Regions from separate parts of the Homo sapiens genome. Here region 1 is linked to region 2. Evidence: chromatin contacts called from ENCODE Hi-C data. All regions are on one chromosome and are shown on one strand. The core of a region is the stretch at or near the end of the contact, and the rest is flanking DNA. Distances in the headings are between cores, read along the strand shown. Region 1 has its middle 17 kb from the start of WFIKKN2. Region 2 overlaps RSAD1 (radical S-adenosyl methionine domain containing 1).

Evidence for each region. Hi-C counts contacts between places; a loop is a spot of excess contacts on that map. Pooled maps may share reads with other maps.
Region 1: a pooled map shows a loop between it and region 2 (2.8-fold over the local background). The contact joins two enhancer-like sites. A Hi-C loop is called at or near these places in 2 of 50 pooled maps.

The regions. Positions count from the first base shown.
Region 1 is chr17:50,816,677-50,819,814 of GRCh38, reverse strand. No RefSeq gene overlaps it. Among named protein-coding and RNA genes, the nearest start is that of WFIKKN2, 17 kb to the left of the region's middle. RefSeq lists enhancers at 466-525, 2,129-2,208. Within about 2 kb of position 1,819, at least 3 of the 41 ENCODE cell types and tissues checked have a DNase peak (open chromatin) inside an H3K27ac peak, as active enhancers do.
Region 2 is chr17:50,481,420-50,484,330 of GRCh38, reverse strand. RSAD1 (radical S-adenosyl methionine domain containing 1) reads right to left here. Exons shown (of 9, transcript NM_018346.3): 4 at 1,875-2,240; 5 at 1,625-1,688; 6 at 844-991; 7 at 571-625. Among named protein-coding and RNA genes, the nearest start is that of RSAD1, 4.0 kb to the right of the region's middle. RefSeq lists an enhancer at 1,529-1,823. Within about 2 kb of position 1,655, at least 17 of the 41 ENCODE cell types and tissues checked have a DNase peak (open chromatin) inside an H3K27ac peak, as active enhancers do.

The DNA.
Region 1 (3,138 bases), core at 570-3,069, 340 kb before region 2:
CAGGTCTGGCTGCCACGAGGGAGACGTGAAAGAAAGAGAGGACGTAGAGAGAGGCCTCTATCAAGGCCACGTGCCTCTGAAAATCCAGTCACCGCATTCATGAGTAAATTCTGAGTGATGGATGTTCTTGACCCCCACCAAGTAAAATGAGCCACCCTGCCCCCACCACACCCTCTCCACCTTCCACCCTGTTACAACTGAGGAGGTGTCCCTCCTATTTAAGGTCAATGCTGCCAACAATGTGTTGGATCCCAACACTTCCCTTTCTTTCCACCTCCTTAGGAACTTTATACCATCAATTACGCCTTCTGTCTCCCAAATACCTGCCACCTTTATACACATTCATGTCTCTCTTATCCTCAACAGATCATTACATCATTCCTTCCACCCCGTATTCCCCCTCCATGAACAGCCCTGCCTCTTTCTACCTTCCAAGTCAGTCCGCATCCTGGCTCCATTTTCTCACCTCCCAAGTCCCTGAACTCATTCTCCTGAACTCTGTGATCCAGCCTCCCACACGTTACTTTGCTGACAAGCCTGCTGCTAAAGTCACCTGCTGCTAAAGTCACCTGCTGCTAGTGACTACCATGGCCCTAAATGACACAACCAGTCCTCGTTTTCTTGCCTTTCTGCAGCTTGTGACCTGTTGACCACATCCTCCTTCCTGACCACTCTCCCCCTACATCTGTGTTGTGACCTTTTTTCTCCTGGCTTTCTACCCACTTCCCTGGTAGCTTCTTCTTCATCTCCTTTACAGAAGCTTCCCCTTCCACCCAGACATTGCACCCTAGCCCCAAACAGTTAATATATCAGTTGCCAGAGTGGTTGCCATGTGTGGTAGATTTAAGAAGCTCCTAGGTGGCCAGGCGTGTAGTGACTCATGCCTGTAATCCCAGCACTTTGGGAGGCCAAGGTGGGTGGATCACTTGAGGTCAGGAGTTCGAGACCAGCCTGGCCAACATGGTGAAATGCCATCTCCACTAAAAATAACAAAAATTAGCCAGGTGTGGTGGCACATGACTGTAATCCCAGCTACTCGGGAGGCTGAGGCAGGAGAATCGCTTGAACCCAAGAGGCAGAGGTTACAGTGAGCCGAGATCATGCCACTGTACTCCAGCCTGGGCGACAGAACAAGACTCCGTCTCAAAAAAAATAATAAAAATAAAAATAAAAAATTAAAAAAAAACTCCCAGGTGATTTTTACTTGCAGCCAGGGTTTCGAGCCACTGCCTTCAAAGTTGTATCTGCAGCTCCTGGAACACCGAAAGACAACTCTGTTCCCCAGAAGGCATCCACCCAGATCCAGTGATTCCTTCTCCATTTGCATATGAGCCATTCCGGAGACTGACACAGAAGTTATGCAGGGCCTTCCCCTATCCGTAAATAATCTGAATACATCTTTCCATAGTGGACTAATTAGGGAAGTAGTTCTCTTTGAGACCTTAGTCATATATCTAGAAACAAACTTATATTTTTATCTCTTGAATCATGAATTTTAAAGAAAATCTAGAATGCTAAAATGCCTATGCCCAAATTATGATGTTTTGGTTCAGTTCTCTGCTTCCCTCCGCCCCCCACCAGAATTGTCACTGCTCTCTGCTTTCTGACTTCCTGTCCCCGGGGAATTTTCCTGCTCATCCTGCTAGTCTCCACTGAGAAATCACCTCTTCCTGGTGATTCCCCAAATTCGAGCCAGGTAAGCCAGGCATCCACTTCTGTGATCCCACCCTGAGCTGATCGTAGCGTTTTGCTTTTCCTAGCATTCATCACATTGGAATGTATTGACACGCCTCCCCAGCCAGACCTCAAGGCAGGAACCGTGTCTTATTCACCAAGGTATATCTGGTGCCTGGCATAGGGCGTTCTATAAAGTTCTATTGAACTAATGAATGAATGAATATTTTTCAGGTGTAAACATAGAATAAGCCATTTCTCTGTGGTTGGTTCACCTGAATGGATTGATTAAAAGGAGAGATGAGCCCGCAAGCAAGACGGTGCAGCGTAGAAGGCAGAAGCCTGATGTCTGCAGATCGTGAACTTGAAGGAGGGCCGTGTGGAGTCCCAAGCCTGGGCATGAGAATCACCTGGAGGCCTCATGGACTCTGTCCTGGTCCCACTGGGATCATGTCCAGGAATTTGCCTTTTCACACGCTCCCTGGGTGGTTATGAGGCGGCCAGTACAGCACTAGCTGCATCCCAAAATTGGGGAGCCGTCCAGACTCCCCAAGGGCAAGTAATCCTCACTCAAATATGTGTGAAGTAAACCGAGGAAGAAGACACCGCAGCAAGGTGGAAATTCACAAGCAGCCCAAGTAGGAGAAATTCACAAGCAGCCCTGGTAGGAGAAAGGCCCCTGGAACCCGACTTGTCTCAGCGCCCCCTGCTGGGGGGAGCCCCGCGTGGGCTCAACCCGTGTTGCTGACCGCGGCACCGTGGGGCACGGAGCCCTCACCCTCCCCTGACCGAGGAGGGGACCTCCTGTCTCCGCGGGGAGGTTTGAAGAAGCTGCCTGAGGCATAAAGAATGTGGGGCTGTAGGGCAGAAAGCTCGGACGCTGGATAATCTCACCCGTAATGACCCCGTGGCTGTCAGCCCTACAGCACTCACCTCAAGCCTTCACCACGGTGTGGGAAACCACAGATGGGGTTGACAGATGATTCAGGGGCTGCAGCACCCCCAGCCACACCCCAAGGAGCTGGCATCGTTGTGCTCCTGGTTGAATTTTTCCAGCCCCCGGCATATACCTGCCCTGCCATGGAGCCTCCACTCCCTTCCACTTCCTTCAAGAACAAATATAGAAATGTGGTCCATCCACACAATGGAATATTACTCAGCCTTATAAAAGAAGGAAGTTCTGATACACACTACAACGTGATGAGCCTTGAAGACATTATGCCACGTGAAAGAAGCCAGACACAGAAGCCCACATATTGATTCCATTTATGTGAAATGTCCAGAACAGGCAAATAGGTAGAGACAGAAAGCAGGTTAATCGTTGCCAGGCTGAGGGAAGCAGGGAATTGGGTAGGGAGGCCTGCTGATAGGTCACAAGTTTCCTTTTGGGATGGTGAAGATATTCTAGAACTAAATCATGGTGATGGCCACACAATGTTGTGAATGGACTAAATGCCACTGAAC
Region 2 (2,911 bases), core at 406-2,905:
AGCTGACATGCATGAAAGCAGAACCAGGCCAATGGGCCAGCAGGGAGGAGGGCAGCTTCACTCCTATTCCACTGAGACTGGAACCCAGCTTCCAGCCAAGCCAGGCCTTCCTCTATGCCTCCTCTCTTCCCTCCCCTCTCAGCCAGCTCTAGCCAGGGCTTTATGGCTCTGCTTTATCCAGAGCAGCTCTGGATTTGCTTGATAATTATCTACTGTGCTTCCTATGAGAGGTTTCAGTGCTCCCTAAAAACAAGTGGAAACCCTTTATCTATCTATTGCTTCACAGAGCTCAGAAAATTGAGGTTAAGAGAGGTGAAAGGATTTGTGTCCAAGGTTGCAGTAAAATGAGGGCTGGAACTTGGGTCTCTGCAGCCCTGGTCTAGGGTTCTTAGCTATGCACCACTGCTCACTGCTTCTGCCCATCAGGCCTCAGCTGGACCTGGGCCCCACTTCTAGCTGCCAATCTCACAGAAATTGGAGGTATATGTGTGTGGGGGGGGTGGCAGGGAGGGGGCATTGATTCTGCAAGACTTTAGGAGGGAGTGGTGTGCAAGAATCCTAACTCCTTACCTGGTGAGTGATCCCCACATCGGTGCGTAGCCCCAGGGCCAAAACTTCCTCCAGCCTCAAAGAAAAATCACCAAGGAGTCTTAGAGAGGAGGCCTGTGCTCCTCCCATTCTCCAAATTCTACACTGGGATGCATTTAGAGGAGGCTAACAGGGACCATACAGTATGTGGCAAGGCAGGGGCCAGGACAAGACAGGAAATAAAAGATATACAAATAGACATGGTCTTGGGGTGTGGGGATCCTGGAGGAGAGCCCTGTGCCCTTGGATGCTCACAGCTCCAGCCTGCCCAGGGGGACACGCTTCCGGGTGCCATGGCCAAACAGCATCACCTCCTTCATCCAGTTGTCAGGCTCCAGTGTCTGGATCCGAGCCTCCCGGGTGTGGCCTCCAGCCCCCTGGGGCATAAATCGTCCATGGGCCCCTGACAACATCAACAACCATCCCCACATTAATGGCTGTTAATACTATGTGTTTACCAGATTTAAATCATGTGGTCCCTGGAGCAACTGCCTCTAACATACTGGAAATATAAATTATTTTTCTTTTCTTTTCTTTCTTTCTTTCTTTCTTTTTTTTTTTTTTTTTTTTGAGGTGGTGTCTCACTATACTGCCCAGGCTGGTCTTGGACGCCTGGGGTCAAACGATCTTTCCACCTCAGCTTCCCAAGTAGCTCAGATTAGAGGCACATGACACCAGGCCCTTTTTTCTTTTTCTTTTTTTTTTAATCATCTATCCCAAAATGCCAAGACATATAAATTCTTGGGCTCTCCTCTAGCCCTGTCCAATTGGGAATTCTGAGGGTGGGGCCCAGCAGCTTGGGTTTTAACAAGCCCTCCAGGAGATTCTCATACACACTAAAGGCTGAGAACCCTAGTGCAAGGTGCAACATTAAGCCCCTTATAATTCATGCTCAACAGTTCTATAGGGAGGTATTATTTTTTGCCACATTTTACATATGAGAAAATAGAGGCTTGGAGAGGTTAATGTGGCCCAAGTTCACACAGCCACGACATTCCTCTCCTGAGTCACCCTTTCTGTAGTTCACGGGACTCACCAGGCCCAACGCCAAGGTACTGACCACACTGCCAGTAAGTCCAATTGTGGGTACTGAGCGCCCCCTGCGGGGAGGGAGGAAATAGTGCAGAGTGAAGAGGGCAGGCCTCATTTTTAGACTCAGGTAAGGGGCCCCAGGTTAGAATGTCCCACCATCTCGGCCAGGATCCTTCTCTTCAGAAGGTCACAACGCCCTGGTCACACTGCAGTCTGCCCATCCTCCACCTCCAGCCATCAGCCCCAGAACTTACATTCCGGGCAAAGTTGGAGACCTCATACTGGTGGAAGCCAGCCTCCCGAAGGACAGCCCGGCCCCTCTGGTACATCTCAGCTGCGAGCTCCGGGTCAGGGGCTGGAAGGGCACCCCGCTGCACCTGGGCGAAGAGTGCGGTGCCCCGCTCCAGGGACAGCTGGTAGAGGGAGAGGTGGTCATCACAGTGGTGCAGCAGTTCCTGCAGCTGCCCAAGCCACGGCCCCACCTGCTGTGCCGGCAGCCCCAGCATCAAGTCTACAGACACGCGCCCGGGAAAGAGGCGCCGGGCCTCTGCCAGCGTCCGCAGAGCATCGCAGGCCGAGTGCGTCCGTCCCAACAGCCGGAGCTCAGTGTCATCTAGGGACTGGGAAAAGAGGGTGGGTGTAAGCATACCAGCAGCTCAGAGAGAGACAAGAACCCTCCTCCCCATTGTAGACACAGATACAGGGAGAACGCAGCACGTGGCAGGCAGCTGGAAGGCAGGAGGGGGAAGGTCAAGCTGGCACCAAGAGCTGCCATTCACAGAAGGGTCGCTATGTGCCAAGCACCTTTATGTAGTGTCTAATTTAATCTTTGTAACCCTCCAATATTAGTTCTATTTTACAGATGAGAAAACTGAGGTTCAGAGGTGTTAAGTAACTTGTCCAGGCCATACAGTTGCAAAGTTCGACCTGGAATTTAGGACTGTCTGACTCCAAAATCAAGTCTTTATTTACTTTACTTTTCAATTTTAAATAATTCTAACCTATAGAAAAGTTGAAAGAAAATCACAAAAAAAACCTTCATCTTGATTCACCATTTGTCCATATTTGTTTCTCTTTAAACATACATACCTGTTATTATGCTGAATCATTTAACAGTAAATTATAAACCAGCACTGTCCAAAAGAACTTTCTACAATGGTGGAAATGTTCATATCTGTACTGTCCAATATGATAGGTAGTAGCCACATGTGGTTATTTAAATTTAAGTGAATTAAACTTAACTTACCACATTTCAAATGCTCACTAGTCTGTGGCTAGTGGCCACTATATT